Linked DNA regions of Homo sapiens: region 1 is linked to region 2. A link is an interaction called in ENCODE POLR2A ChIA-PET data of the cell type or tissue named here. Cell type or tissue: PC-9. All regions are shown on one strand. Each heading gives the region's core, and the rest is flanking DNA. Links, peaks and the distances in the headings are about the cores only. Region 1 has its middle 31 kb from the start of FADD. Region 2 overlaps PPFIA1 (PPFI scaffold protein A1).

Region 1 (8,050 bases), core at 2,422-4,921, 59 kb before region 2:
CAGGCCGGGCGTGGTGGCTCAAGCCTGTAATCCCAACACTTTGAGAGGCCGAGACAAGAGGATTGCTGGATCCCAGGAATTTGAGACCAGCCTGGGCAACATGGTGATGCCCTATCTCTACTAAAAATTTTAAAATTAGCTGGGCGTGGTGATGTGCATCTGTAGTCCCAGCTACTCAGGAGGCTGAGGCAGGAGGATCACTTGACCCAGGAGGTCAAGCCGTGATCGCATCACTGCACTCCAGCCTGGTGACAGAGAGAGACCCAGTTTCTTTTTTTTCTTTCTTTTTTGCTTCTTCAGGACATTTATTCCATTACAGTATACCGATGCCACAGAGAACCTCAAATTTGACCTCGCTTTCTCTTTTGATCTGCCAACACAGGTCCTAAGTCCAATCAAGAGCTGCTTTTGATAGGAAAAAGAGTTAATAGAGTGCTATTTCTGCCTTTTATAAATCCTCCAAGGGGGTTTAGGCAATACTGAGTTCCAGGCTTTGAAGGTACAAACTTAGGAGCTGAATGAGAAACTCAGTTCCTTAAAAATAAAAATAAAAATAAAGGAGCCAGCAAAATCCTTTACGCAGGACAATGACATGATGAAAGAGTGTCCCACTTTATTAGAGATCCAAAGCACGTGGTTGTTCACTGGAAAATGAGAAAAGAAAACAACTAGATTCCTAAAGGTTGTAGTCAACTTTCTGGCTGTTATGGGGAACGCGTAATCATATATTATCACTTAGGAAGAATGGCCTGTGTTAATTAAGGCTGCCTAGTAACTTTGTTTTTTCCCCAAAGTTCTTTGAGGGCTAGCATCTCATTTTAGTCTCAGGGGAATCTTGAGCTGTTATTAAGGAAGGTTCTGCTTGTCCCATTTGACAGGTTTGGTGATTAGCATGGGGGTTGCCCCCTAGGAAGTGGAGGAGTGTGGGTTGGGACCCAGACCACCTGGATGTTCTGCAGGCTGCCCTGCCCTGCACAAGCTTCTAGCTCCCAGACAGGCACGGCAGGCCCAGACAGTGGCCCAGCTTGGGGCAGGGGCAAAGCCCATCGCAGTCCACAGTCCTTGGCGGTTTTCCGTCCCTTTCTGGGGACTCCCAGGGAAGACTGACCAGCCACTGTCCCTGTCTTACAGCAGGCAGTCACCAGGAGCATGAGGGACCAGGTGACTTCACAGCAGCATGAGAATAGCCATGAAAACTAAAACAAGGCTTGTGGACACTCCAAAAATACTCCACTGAAAGCGCCAGCCAGCATCGAAAATAAACCTGTCTGCTGGCTGCCTGCACAGAGGAGCCAGGGAGGGGCCACTGAGCCACACTTCCGGCCCCACACCCTTTTATTTTGGGAAAATCAAACCCTTCCCACCATGAGCTTGCCTGTGGGAGGGAAGCTGAGGCTGCCGTTGTCCTGTGAGATTTCGCTGGACGATGCTCAGGTGCAGAAGCGAGAGCTGACCCTTCCATTCATTCTTTCGTCCACCCGCAGGCACGTGCGCCTCCCTCTGTGTGCCAAGCGCTGTCCGTGGCATCAGGGCAGATGGAGCAGGGGCCGCCAGACTCGGCTTGAATCTGCTGTGCTGTGGACAGGCCTAGAGAGCTCGGCAGCACTTTCCCTCTAGGAGATGGGAGTGGGCTTATTGTGCTGTGAGGGGGTAAGGAGGCAGGGGAGATCTTGTCTGTGCCAGGCACGTCCTGGGCCCCATGCAGATGACCAGCCTCATTAGTTCGTTATCTGCACTCGCTCATGCAGCCTCACCTCTGTGTGTGGCAGAGGACCCTGGCCTTTAACATTCCTGCCGTCTTACAGCCCCACCTGCTTCAAAGCTTCCGCACGCTTCTTAACCCCTGGACAGACCTGCAACCCCCGCCTGTGGCCTTGGCTCCCACTTCCAAGACCCTGATGAGTTTTGCTGGGAGGGCCTGGTCGCTGCTTTCTTCTCAGAGGAAAGTGGCCCCTTCCCACCTCACTCAGCCTCCTGCTCCCCTGCCCTGGCCCTGGCCGGCTCACTTCTGGAACAAACTCCTTCCTCCCAGCCTTCCCATCTCTGGTCTCTTCCTGATCTGGATCCTTCTCTCTCTCTCTCTCTTTTTTTTTTTTTTTTTTTTGAGATAGGGGCTCACTCTGTTGCCCAGGCTAGAGTACACTGGTGCAATCACAGCTCATGGCATCCCTGACTTTCCAGGCTCCAGTAATCCTTCCATCTCAGCCTCCCAAGTAGCTGGGGCTACAGGCCCGACTAATATTTGTATTTTTGGTAGAGATGGGGTTTTGCCATGTTGCCAAGGTTGGTCTCCAACTCCTGAGCTCACACTTGAGCTCCACCTGCCTTGGCCTCCCAAAGTGCTGGGATTACAGGCATTAGCCACAGTGCCTGGCGACCCAGATCCCTTTCTACCTGGGGCCAGAGATTTCCTCCTAAATAGAAAACCTGACCCCACCCTGGTCTTTGGGCGAGACACCTCTTTTGCTTTTTCGTAGTTCACAGCTCCTTTCCCAAAGCTCAGTGACTCAAGGGTCAGCTTGGCAATTTTTGCCTTAGCCATGTACCCTCTGTCGTTTTTTTGTTTTTTGTTTTGAGACGGAGTCTCAGTCTGTCACTCAGGCTGGAGTGCAATGGCGTGACCTCAGCTCACTGCAACCTCTGCCTCCCGGGTTCCAGCGATTCTCCTGACTCAGCCTCCCGAGTAGTTGGGATTACAGGCACCCACCACCATGCCCGGCTAATTTTTGTATTTTTAGTAGAGATGGGGTTTTGCCATGTTGGTCAGGCTGCTCTCGAGCTCCTGACCTCAGGTGATCCACGCCCCCCTCGGCCTCCCAAAGTGCTGGGATTATAGGCGTGAGCCACCACGCCTGACCTCCCCCTCTCGTTTTATCTACTTAGCTTTTTCTTGAAAGCCTTGTCCTTTTATCTACTTAGCTGTATCTTGAAAGCGACTCTCTTAAAAATTTAAAATTTAAAAATTTTTAATTTTTTGTGTCTCTGTTACAAAAAGAAAACAGTCTATGGCAAAGATTGCTGGTGTCACCCAGTATCTTTTCATCCCTTCTCACTTTACACAAGATCCCCAATTTTTAGCTAAGCAGACAGTCAAGGCTGCATTTCCCAACCTCCCCTGCAGCCAGGTGTGGCCCTTTGACTAAGTTCTGCATATGTGCAGAAATGGAGTGTGGAACTTCCTAAAAACAGCCTTAAAGGAGGGAGAGGATTGTGCCCTTCAGCATCCCTTTATTCCTTCCTTCTGCCTGGAATGCAAGCATGATAGCTGGAGCACAGGCAGCTATATTGGGTCATGAGGAAGCAATGCAGCAGGATAGAAGGATCCTGGGTTCTTAAAGATTACAGAGCCTCCCTGCTAGCCCTAGAAAGCTTACATCAGGGTTGCCTTTGTATGAGAAAAATAAACCCTCATTGAAGTCACTGTGATTTGGAGACTTCAGACACTTACACAAAGCTAACCTTGATTGAAACACAGTATCACTTGGAATAATCAGGAGGTGGCTATGAAAAGGAATGCAATAAAAAAGTGACATTCTGAAACTCGTCATACACTCCACTGCCTTCCAGGCTCTGAAACTGAGGGCTACTCACTTTGTTTAAGAAGACATTAGTCATCACTAGCCCGAGATGAAATCTCACTTTGTTCAGAGGGACTGACCGATTGTTGAAAAGGGAAAGACGTTCTCACCGTGTGACTCAACACTGTTCAGTGCCAAGTTCCTCACCTCACCATTAACTGGAGTCATTGACTGTCTACACCTGCAGGCTGAACGCACCGCCCCAGGATGAAGTGTGAGTCCTCGGCATCCCAGGGAGGTTAGTGTCCTCCTGCGAAGCTCCAGCCTTGGGGAGTGCCTCCACGTCCAGGCTGGAGCCACCTCCCTACTCCCTCTCCCCAGGGCCTGGCACGGTCAGCCATCATGAGTGTCCCAGCTAGAGTCAACCAGCAGATGATGTTTAGTGCCTCTCTGTGCCTTCAGAAATGCTTCCCACCCTCAGGAATTCCAATGCCTGCTTCTCTCTCCTGCTACACTCCTACTCATTGCCCATCTCTGCGTAGATGCCCCAGCGGATCACCGTTCAGTCGACATTTACCAGGCACTCCCTGTTCGGGGGTGAGTGTTGGCTATGGAGTTAGCCGCCAGGAGCCTGCCTCCTGCTGACTGGGCGATCTGGGCAAGTTATTTAGCTTCTCCGCCTCAGTCCTTCCTATCTGTAAAATGGGGATAGGAATGGCACCTTCCTCAAGGGTGTTGGTGAGGGTTAGACCAGTCGATATGCTAAGTGCTTAGAACACATTAACCCCCTGGGACATCTCAGGTGCTGCTGTTGTCTGTCAGGCTAGGAGGCTAAGGGATCTGCTTTCATGGGGGGGATGGAGTGACCTTCTAGAACCTGCTGCAGATAGAGCTTCAGCTTCACCCTCTGTATTAAGCATGCCCCATGGGGGTATGGGTTGGATGGTGGTCGACTTACTTTTTTACTGGCCCTTCTTCCTTATAGCCTGGGGACCTGGGATGTCAGGGAAGCCCATATCCTACTCACCTTTGACTTTTTTTTTTTTTTTTTTTTTTTTTTTTTGCAGTGGGGTCCTGCTCTGTCGCCCAGGCTGGAGTGCAGTGGCGCGATCTCAGCTCACTGCAGCTTTCACCTCCTGGGTTCAAGCGATTCTTCTGCCTCAGCCTCCCAAGTAGCAGGGATTACAAGTGCCTGCCACCACACCCAGCTAATTTTGATGGGTTTTTGTTTGTTTTTGTTTTTTTGAGACAGTCTTGCTCTGCCTCCCAGGCTGGAGTGTAGTGGCGCAATCTCAGCTCACTGCAACCTCTGCCTCCCAGGTTCAAGAGATTCTCCTGCCTCAGCCTCCTGAGTAACTGGGATTACAGGTGCCCGCCACCATGCCCGGCTAATTTTTGTGTTTTTAGTAGAGATGGGATTTCACCATGTTGACCAGGCTGGTCTCGAACTCCTGACCTCTGGTGATCCACTCACCTCGGCCTCCCAAAGTGCTGGAATTACAGGCATGAGCCACCACGCCCAGCTAATTTTTGTATTTTTAGTAGAAACGGGGTTTCACCATGTTGGCCAGGCTGGTCTCAAACTCCTGACCTCAGGCGATCCGCCCACCTCAGCCTCCCAAAGTGCTGGGATTACAGGCATGAGCTACTGTGCCCGGCTGCCTTTGACTTTTATGTACCCACCAGCAGCCTGGGCACACCAGGTACTTAGGAAACAATACTAATAAAGGAATCCCTGTGAGATACAGGCTGGGTGAAGGGACTAAGGCTGAGACGCTAAGGAGGCCCAGCTCCCAGAATAGCAGAATAGTCAGCATACAAGGCCTGGCCTTCCCATCCAAGCCTGGCTGTGTCCCGACTGCTTTCATATGAAACGACTTCAAGGGGCTTTCTTACTGGTATAGACAAAGTCACTGACATGCATTCGTGCATAAGTTCAGGTGCAAAGTGGAGCCCAGACCTTGAAGTCACAGACTGGGGTTAGGTCTAGACTCTCCTATGTATTTGCCAGGTGATCTTGGACAAATGTACTCCAAAGGTACACTCTGAGCCTCATTTTCCTCACCTGAGAAATGGACTGATGTTCCAATGATCTGTTTCTGCATGACAAATCACCCCAAAACTGAGTGGCTTAAAACCCCAGTAAGTCTCTTGTGTCTCAGGGCTTCTGTGGGTCAGGAATTCAGGAAGGGCCCCACTGGGTGGTTCTGCCTGACGCTCCGGTATGGGCTTCCTCCCAACATGACAGCCTGAGGACAGCTAAATTGCCCACTTGGTGGCCTGTGAGTCACAAACTCACCCAGGTTCAAAATCAGGAGAATTAGACTCCAGACTTTTTGTTTTTGTTTTTGAGACAGGGTCTCGCTCTGTTGTCCAGGCTGGACTGCAGTGCTGCCATCTCGGCTTGTTGCAACCTCCACCTCCCCACATCTGGCTAATTTTTGTATTTTTTGGTAGAGACAGGGTTTCACTATGTTGTCCAGGCTGTAAACTCTAGACTTTGATGGGGCAGTGGAAAGGTGGAAAATTGGAAAGGTGGAAAAGTGGAAGAGTATATGGGACAGGAGACACTGCTGCAATAACCTTTTGGGAGATACAGTCTGCCACAGATGATAGCTCTCACGTCCACTGGGAGGGTTACGGATGTAAAGCAACTGGAATATCTTTTTTTTTTTTTTAAGAGATGGAGTCTTACTCTGTCACCCAGCCTGGAGTGCAGTGGCGCAATCCTGGCTCACTGCAGCCTCGATCTCCTGGGGTCAAGCAATCCTCCTTCCTCAGCCTCCCAGATAGCTGGGACTACAGGCTTGAGCCACCACATCTGGTGCCTGGAATATCTTACCTGCCCATAAGGGATCTCTGTGGTGACCACAGCTGTCATTGCAGGTTGGCTGTCCACATCTGTCCCTTCTCTTCCTATCCCTCCTCGGTGCAAGTCGCACCCTGTTTATGGCCCATAGGAATCAGCTCACAGGAGACAGTTGGACAAGCCAAGAATCCATTGGTCCACTTGGAGTGGCCAACCATTAGGCCAACCATTAGGCAGAGGGCAGTGAATGGGGCACTGAGCCCAGGCCAGGTGAATGGGGGGAGGCACCTGGGACCAGCAGAGGATGTTACATGGGAGCTGGGCATTCAGAAGAGGCCTCTCCATCAAGCCGAGTGAGCCCGTGGGGCCACGCGCCCCCACCTCCTCCAGGAGAGAGGGATCCATCATCAGCATGGGGCCTGGGAACCCTAGCAGCCTATTCCAGATCCTGGCAGAGACCGACCACTTGATTTCATCCCCCTTCCAAAGTAGTGGCACTTAATTAAGAATTTCTAGGTCAGGCATGGTGGCTCACATCCACCATCCCAGCACTCTGGGAAGCTGAGACAGAAGAAAAACTGGAGGCCGGGAGTTCAAGACCAGCCTGGGCAACATAGTGAGACCTGCCCCTGTCTCTACCAAAAAAAAAAAAAAAAAAAAAAAAAAATTTTTTTTTCATGAGCAGAATGTGGTGGCGTGCACCTGTGGTCCCAGTTACTCAGAGGCTGAGGCGAGAGGATCACCTGAGCCCAGAAGTTGGAGGCTGCAGTAAGTTATGATTGTGCCACTCACTGCACTCCAGCTGGGTGACAGAGCACTACTCTGTCTCTAAAAAATAAAATAAAATAAAATAAAATAAAATAAAATAATAAATAAATAATTTGGGAAAAGACTTACTACCTAAGAAATCTTTCTCCTGCACCCCCAGGCCCCTGGTTTACTTTCACATCTCAGGAAATAAGAATCATAAAAAAGTCACTTTCCTTGACTGGAGGGAAGAAGGGAAGGCAGGCTGGACCCCAGGCCTCTGTCTCCTCCCTCCGTCTCAGCCATCTGGACAGAAGGGGCCTTTATTTAACCGGATGCTTCTCCATAGTCCTGTCACCCAGAGCTGCAAACTTGTCCTGTGGTCTCTTGTGGCCTCTGACATGTGAATCAGGATCAGCAGTTCTGAAGCTGATGGTCCCCTTCTTTAAAATGGTGGTAAACACATGTAACATACACATGTAACATACAAATTACCATCTTAACCTTTTCAAGTGTATAGTTCAAGGGCCTTAAGAACATTCACAGCTGGGCACAGTGGCTCACGCCTGTAATCCCAGCACTTTGGGAGGCCGAGGTGGGCAGATCACCTGAGGTTAGGAGTTCAAGACCAGCCTGGCTAACATGGTGAAACCCCGTTTCTACTGAAAACACAAAAATTAGCCGGACATGGTGAAGTGCGTCTGTAATCCCAGCTACTCGGGAGGCTGAGGCAGGAGAATCACTTGAACCCAGTGGGTGGAGGTTGTACTGAGCCAAGATGGTGCCACTGCACTCCAGTCTGGGCGATAGAGTGAGACTCCCTCTCAAAAAAAAAAAAAGAAAAAAAGAAAGAAAAGAAAAGAAAAGAAAAAAAAAAAGGAACATTCACACATTCACACTGTGGCACAACCATCACCACCATCCATCTCCAGAATTCTGTTCCATCTTCCCAAACGGAAACTCTGTCTGCATTAAA
Region 2 (8,050 bases), core at 2,057-4,556:
TTTATAAACTTTTTAAGTAGCTGGGACTACAGGCATGCGCCACCACGCCCCAGCTTTTTAAGTGTTGGCATTACAGGCGTGGCTCACTGTGCCCAGCCAAGTTTATTCTTTTTCAAACCAGGTGTGGTGGCACACACCTGCAGTCCAAGCTACTTGAGAGGCTGAGGTGGGAGGATCGCTTGAGACCAGGAGTTGGAGGCCAGCCTGGTTAACATAGCAAGACCCTGTCTCTCAAAAACACATTTTTTTAAAAAGTTTATTATTTTTCAGCCAGGTGCAGTGGCTCACACTTGTAATCCCACACTTCGGGAGGCTGAGGCAGGTGCATCACTTGAGCCCAGGTGTTCAAGAGCAGCCTGGGCAACATGGTGAAACCCCATCTCTACAAAAAATAAAAAAAATTAGCCAGGCTTGGTGGTGCACATCTGTAGTCCCAGCTACTCAGGAGGCTGAGGCACGAGAATCGCTTGGGCCTGAGAGATGGAGGTTGCAGTGATCCAAGATCATACCACTGCACTCCAGCCTGGGTGATAGAGCAAAACCTTGTGTAAAAAAAAAAAGTTTATTATTTTTCAAACACACAAAACATTTACATGGTTCAAAAGACCAGAACTTTGTAAAAATGTAAACTCAGAAGTCTTGCACCTAGCCCTGTCGCACCCACCTCCGATAGGTGGGGTGAGGACGTGTCTGGTTTGCATGGAATAGTCCCGGTTTTTGCCTGTTATCCTGGAGCAATTAGTGACAGTGCCTTCTTTCACTCTCAGAAATGAAGCATAGCTAAGGCTTTGTTGGCGCCTGCTAATGCTAATTTAGAGATGTGGACAAAATGTTTCCACTTTGTGGATTTTTTTCCCCTGTAGCTAAAAGTAAGGGCTTGGCTGAATCCTGTAGACTTGGATTGAGGTTCTCTTGGCAGGGGAGGTCCAACCATGGAGTTCATACTCTTTTCACAGAGTCTCATTCTTATTCGGAGGAGGAAATTTCATTTTACTCTGAAAATTTGGGAGCTTGAAGCATATTGTACATTTCCAAGTTTTTCTGCTTTGCAAAGGGCCAATTATTCCTCCTGCCTATGTAGTTTTAAACCTTTGCCAGTACTAATATAAAAATTGATTTCAAGTAGTGACATGCTGAAGTTGTTGAATCATATAGAAAAGTTAAAGTTCTACTTGAGATGAATCAGTGTTTCTGAGCGATTGATCTCTTGAAATCTCTTTTTTTTGAGACAGTTTCACTCTTGTTGCCCAGGCTGGAATGTAGTGGCACAATCTTGGCTTACTGCAACCTCTGCCTACCAGGTTCAAATGGCTCTCCTGCTTCAGCCTCCCGAGTAGCTGGGATTACAGGCATATGCCACCACGCCTGGCTAATTTTGTATTTTTAGTAGAGACGGGGTTTCTCCTTGTTGGTCAGCCTGGTCTTGAACTCCCGACCTCAGGTTATCCACCAGCTCCCGGCCTCCCAAAGTGCTGGGATTACAGGCGTGAGCCACCACGCCCAGCCGATCTCTTGAAATCTTAAGGTGCTGTGAGGAAGCTAGTGCAGTCTCTTCCACCTTAAAAATAATTTGTGGGGGAAACATGAATGACAGCCGAGGTCATGGTATCCTACATACCCTTAAAGAGAGATGTGGCAGGATGAGATGATTTCGAATAGCCTGAGTATTAATTTGAATAGTGTGACGTGGTATTTCTTTTCATACAAATTAAAATCTAAAGAACTTCACTTGTGATTAAGTGTGAGATCCCATTGATGCAGAAAGGCTTAAAGAAATTCCAAGTAAAATTTTACTTAGCAGCCCTGTGGCTCAGCTCATTTTCCTCCACCATAGATGCTGAGGCGTTCACACTGGAGGGCGATCTCAGCAGACAGGCATTGTGCTCTTTGTGTTACCTGAAGGCACTTTACAAACAGGAATTCAGTGCATTGCCCTTCCTCTGTTTCTTTTTGTGATTGATGGAGATCTGCTGACTTAAATGAATAGTTTACTTATTTATTTATTTTTGAGACAGGGTCTCACTCTGTCATCCAGTCTGGAGTGCGGTGGCATGGTCACAGCTCACCACAGCCTCCACCTCTCTGGGCTCAGGTGATCCTCCCACCTCAGCCTCCCCAGTAGCTGGAACCACAGGCATGTGTCACCACGCCTGGCTAATTTTTTTTTTTTTTTTTTTTGAGACAGTCTTGCTCTGTCGCCCAGGCTGGAGTGTAGTGGTGCGATCTCGGCTCACGGCAACCTCCGCCTCCCATGTTCAAGCGATTCTCCTGCCTCAGCCTCCCGAGTAGCTGGGACTACAGGTGCGTGCCACCACACCTGGCTAATTTTTTGTATTTTTAGTAGAGACGGGGTTTCACCATGTTAGCCAGGATGGTCTGGATCTCCTGACCTTGTGATCCACCCACCTCTGCCTCCCAAAGTGCTAGGATTACAGGCGTGAGCCACCGCGCTTGGCCAGTCGCCTGGCTAATTTTTGTATTTTTTTGTAGAGACAGGGTTTCCCATGTTTCCCAGGCTGTTCTTGAACTCCTGGGCTCAAGTGACCCCCCTGCCTAGGCCTCCCAAAGTGCTGGAATCACACATGTGAGCCACCACACTCGGCCAGTGAATAGTTTAGAAGCAGGCCATGTGCGTCCTTTCTGCCTGCCTCTGTAGGTAGATTCCACTCCGCCTCCCCTGTGTGGATTCCCACATTGGAGCGCGGGCTGGGTGGGTGGCAAGGAGAGCAGTAGGTTTGTGTGGAGCATGGGCTTGGAGCCAGCTGGACTCGCATGTCCCCTTTCCCTTGTTACCTTTGTCACGTTCCCTCATCACTGAGCCTTCTGTTTCCTCACAGTAAATTAGAGATAATAATCATTTGGGTATTTTTTAGCAAATTCGTATTGTCTACTGTGTGTAAGGTACCGTCCAGGGGCTGGGTATATGGATGTTTGGGAGATAGAATGAGATCATAGTGAATGTTTATTGCCTCTAAGCCTCTTTATAGGAATGAGCCCCCACTGAAGCCTCGTGACAGTGCTATAAAGCAGGACACTGTTATGACCCCATTTTCTAGATGAAGAAATTGGAAACTCACTCAGGATCCCATAGATATTACATGGTAGAGGCTGTATTTGAATCCAAGCAGTCTGACTCCAGAGTTCTTCAACTGCATGAAAAAGTGGGCACAACAGTATCCTTCAGACCCCTCTGCCCCCTTATAGTATTACTGGAGTGCACACACTTATGGTTCTTTAACGGAGGGACTTGTCTCTCAGTTAGATCCCCTTCCACTCCTTGCACCTACTCCACCTTTGAGCATCCGGGGCAGCTGCTTGGGCTTCCCCTGCCTGGGATGGGAGCCTAGTCTGAGCAAGGTGCCTGCCCATGTGGCCTGCTGCCTGGTGCTATTCTGTCCCCAGTGTTGAGCGTAGCCTCTGGCACACAGTAGACACACACACAGTGATGCATCCTAGAATGATGAAATAATTTCCTAAACGGGATCTTTTAACGGTTACCTACCTGTTCTTCAGTGGCTCATCTAATTCTGTTCCTAGCTCTTCCACGTGGTTAATCCAAGGCATTCAAAGTTTCAGTTTTTTTCCCCTTCTTCATTGCTTTTTCCAGAAACTTTTTCACAGTGCAGAACAAGGGGATTTAAGTGTGCTATATGTTGGCTTCATAGCAAGTGTGTGACACTATTGTTTGGTTTCCCATCAATCAACTCTTGGCCCATCATAACGTTAAAATTTGCTAACCTGCAATTTCGTTGGTATTTTGATGATTACTTGAAACAAATCACTGGAACAATAGAGAAGCAAATAAAACCAATGGCTTTGAAACATAATAGAGTCGCGGTGGCAAGGCCAGTCCCCTACCCCACTGCCTTTGGCACGTGGTAGCTGCTGATTAGCAAAGTGTGAGAGCAGGTGGCTCAGGAGCCAGTGGCGTCTTCTGGTCTGCCATCACTTAATCTGCTGGAGCCTTGTGTTACTTCTCCACATATATAAACTGGGTGGACTGGGCCCTGTAGTTTAAAGCTTTCTGGAAGAAGCCAGTCTCCGAAGGGTCTTTTTCCATAGGTAAAACCATGCAGAGTGGCTCAGGGCAAAGTCAGCTGCCCTGGGGAGCCATTTGCTGAGACCCTCAGCCTCTGCTTTACCCTGCCCTCGAAGGGGTCCTAGGAAGACAGTTGGAAAGCCCTAGGACTAGCGATTGGATCCCTTTCAGCTCTCTGATTCTTTAAATACTCTGTAGTTCCTGCACAGTTCTCTCTCTCTCTCTTTTTTTTTTTTTTTTTGACAGGGTCTTCCTGTGTCGCCCAGGCTGGAGTGCAGTGAGATCAAGGCTCACTGCAGCCTCGACTTCCTGGGCTCGAGCAATCCTCCCATCTCAGCCTCTCGAGTAGCTGGGACCATTGGTGTGCAGTGCACCACCATGCCCAGCTGAGTTTTGTATTTTTTGTAGACACAGGGTTTCGCCATGTTTCCCAGGCTGGTCTCAAACTCTTGGCCTCAAGTGATCCTTCTACCTCGGCCTCCCAAAGTGCTGGGATGACAGGTGCGAGCCACTGCACCTGGCCTGCACAGTTCTTTTGTTGCAAATTGTAGAGAAAGGTAAACTTTGATTCCAGTATTCACCTGCAGAAGACCTGAGTGAACGTTTGGAGATGGCGAGGTGATGGAAGTTGGCGAGGGTCAAAGGAGAGGAACACTGGGAAGGAAATCCAGTGTTTCTGCTGAAGGGATATGCCCACGTCCTTTAGACATGGGACAGAAAGCAGGATTTTGGTGTCTTTGAATGGGGGATGTAAATCCTACCTTGAGTGTAACGAGGCTTTGTGACAAAGGCAAAAAGTCAAAAGGGAAATGGTGAGAATTTTCTTTCTTTTTTTTTTTTTAATTTTTATTTTTATTGATCATTCTTGGGTGTTTCTCACAGAGAGGGATTTGGCAGGGTCATAGGACAATAGTGGAAGGAAGGTCAGCAGATAAACAAGTGAACAAAGGTCTCTGGTTTTCCTAGGCAGAGGTCCCTGTGGCCTTCCGCAGTGTTTGTGTCCCTGGGTACTTGAGATTAGGGAGTGGTGATGACTCTTAACGAGCATGCTGCCTTCAAGCATCTGTTTAACAAAGCACATCTTGCACTGCCCTTAATCCATTTAACCCTGAGTGGACACAGCACATGTTTCAGAGAGCACAGGGTTGGGGGGTAAGGTCACAGATCAACAGGATCCCAAGGCAGAAGAATTTTTCTTAGTACAGAACAAAATGACAAGTCTCCCATGTCTACTTCTTTCCACACAGACATGGCAACCATCCGATTTCTCAATCTTTTCCCCGCCTTTCCCCGCTTTCTATTCCACAAAACCGCCATTGTCATCCTGGCCCGTTCTCAATGAGCTGTTGGGTACACCTCCCAGACGGGGTGGTGGCCGGGCAGAGGGGCTCCTTACTTCCCAGTAGGGGCGGCCGGGCAGAGGCGCTCCTCACCTCCTGGGTGGGGCGGCTGGCCGGGCGGGGGGCTGACCCCCCCACCTCCCTCCCGGACGGGGTGGCTGGCCGGGCGAGGGGCTGACCCCCCCACCTCCCTCCCGGACGGGGTGGCTGGCCGGGCGAGGGGCTGACCCCCCCACCTCCCTCCCGGATGGGGCGGCTGGCTGGGCGGGGGGCTGACCCCCCCCACCTCCCTCCCGGATGGGGCGGCTGGCCGGGCGGGGGGCTGACCCCCCCATCTCCCTCCCGGATGAGGTGGCTGGCCGGGCACAGGGGCTCCTCACTTCCCAGTAGGGGCAGCCGGGCAGAGGCGCCCCTCACCTCCTGGACGGGGCGGCTGGCCGGGTGGGGGGGCTGACCCCCCCCACCTCCCTCCCGGACGGGGCGGCTGGCCGGGCGGGGGGCTGACCCCCCCACCTCCCTCCCGGATGGAGCGGCTGGCTGGGCAGAGGGGCTCCTCACTTCCCAGTAGGGGCGGCCGGGCAGAGGTGCCCCTCACCTCCCGGACGGGGCGGCTGGCCGGGCCGGGGGCTGACCCCCCCCACCTCCCTCCCGGACGGGGCGGCTGGCCGGGCAGGGGGCTGACCCCCCCACCTCCCTCCCAGACGGGACGGCTGGCCTGGCGGGCTGACCCCCACCTCCCTCCTGGACGGGGCGGCTGCTGGGCGGAGACGCTCCTCACTTCCCAGACGGGGTGGCTGCTGGGCGGAGGGGCTCCTCACTTCTCAGACGGGGCGGCTGCCGGGCGGAGGGTCTCCTCACTTCTCAGACGGGGCGGTTGCCAGGCGGAGGGTCTCCTCCCTTCTCAGATGGGGCGGCTGGGCAGAGACGCTCCTCACCTCCCAGACGGGGTCGCGACCGGGCAGAGGCGCTCCTCACATCCCAGACGGGGCGTCGGGGCAAAGGCACTCCCCACATCTCAGACGATGGGCGGCTGGGCAGAGACGCTCCTCACTTCCTAGATGGGATGGCAGCCGGGAAGAGGTGCTCCTCACTTCCTAGATGGGATGGCGGCCAGGCAGAGACGCTCCTCACTTTCCAGACTCGGCAGCCAGGCAGAGGGGCTCCTAACATCCCAGACGATGGGCGGCCAGGCAGAGACGCTCCTCACTTCCTAGACGGGGTGGCGGCCGGGCAGAGGCTGCACTCTGGGCACTTTGGGAGGCCAAGGCAGGCAGCTGGGAGGTGGAGGTTGTAGCGAGCCGAGATCACGCCACTGCACTCCAGCCTGGGCACCATTGAGCACTGAGTGAACCAGACACTGTCTGCAATCCCAGCACCTCTGGAGGCCGAGGCTGGCGGACCACTCGCGGTTAGGAGCTGGAGGCCAGCCCGGCCAACACAGCGAAACCCCGTCTCCACCAAAAAAATACGAAAACCAGTCAGGCGTGGCGGTGCGCGCCTGCAATCGCAGGCACTCGGCAGGCTGAGGCAGGAGAATCAGGCAGGGAGGTTGCAGTGAGCCGAGATGGCAGCAGTACAGTCCAGCTTCGGCTCAGCATCAGAGGGAGACCGTGGAAAGAGAGGGAGAGGGAGACCGTGGGGAGCGGGAGACCATGGGGAGAGGGAGAGGAGGGAGAGGGAGAGGGAGAGAGGGAGGGAGGGAGGGGGAGGGAGGGAGAGGGAGAGGAGAATTTTCTTTATCACATTTGTTTCTTTGCTTATGGAGAGGATTGCTTGTTAATGTGGTGTGATATTGAGGTTGTGTGTAAGAGCATGGCCTCTGGGTCTGCGCTGTCCCCTTAGCTCTCCGCTGCTCACTGTGAGACGTGCCTCACAGACTCGTGGTGAAGATAGTTAATTCATGACGCTCTCAGAAGAGAGCCTGGTATTTAATAAGCATTCAATAAATGTTAGTCATTCTTCTGATAGTCATTATTGAATGGGCTAAAGAAGTTTGGTTTTGGCAAAGAATGCTTTTCCCTGTAATTCCCAAAGTTAATTGTGATCAATAGAAAACAAAACCAGAGAGGCCGGGCACGGTGGCTCACGCTTCAGGCTCCCAGCACTTTGGGAGGCTGAGGTGGAAGGATCACTTGAGGCCAGGAGTTCGAGACCAGCCTGAGCAACATAGCAGGACCCTACTTTTACAAAAAATCAAAAAGTTATTTGGGCGTGGTGGTGCGTGCTTGTAGTCCCAGCTACTCAGGAGGCTGAGGCGAGCGGATCGCCTGAACCTAGCAGGTTAAGACTGCAGTGAGCTATGATCATACCACTGTACTCCAGCCTGGGTGACAGCAAGACTTGTCTCTAAAATGAAAAAAAAAGAAAAAATGAAAAAAGATGTAAACAATATGGAAACATATGGTGTCCACAGTAACAGTCTCTCCTTGTACTCAGTGTGTCCACAGTGGGTGTATTGTCTGAAGGGTGCATTCATGTGTGAGAAGAATGGATGAAATTCAAAATTACTCATATTCAAAATATGAGTAATGGGTAAAATAAGCCTGCTAAGTCAAAGGGCTTGTTACACACTACCTGTGTGATCTGCACAGAAAAATTATTGTAAGGATTCTGACTGGGTCACAGTGTCTCTGGGAAGGTGGAGAACCAGGTTTGGAGGACACTGGTTAGC

Evidence for each region. ChIA-PET counts read pairs that join two places held together with the same protein. Peaks named below come from ENCODE experiments on the same cell type or tissue, not always from the same donor. Only the 100,000 strongest peaks of a DNase experiment are listed, where the experiment ranks them.
Region 1: POLR2A ChIA-PET joins it to region 2 with 14 read pairs; 5 of 35 experiments call an interaction of 5 or more read pairs at or near these places.

The regions. Positions count from the first base shown.
Region 1 is chr11:70,229,975-70,238,024 of GRCh38, forward strand. No RefSeq gene overlaps it. Among named protein-coding and RNA genes, the nearest start is that of FADD, 31 kb to the left of the region's middle. In PC-9, for the core only: no CTCF peak of the experiment used is centred there; a DNase peak (open chromatin) is centred at 3,657; H3K27ac peaks cover 2,141 bases.
Region 2 is chr11:70,289,680-70,297,729 of GRCh38, forward strand. The region is part of intron 2 of PPFIA1 (PPFI scaffold protein A1); the gene reads left to right. Among named protein-coding and RNA genes, the nearest start is that of MIR548K, 9.8 kb to the left of the region's middle. In PC-9, for the core only: no CTCF peak of the experiment used is centred there; no DNase peak of the experiment used is centred there.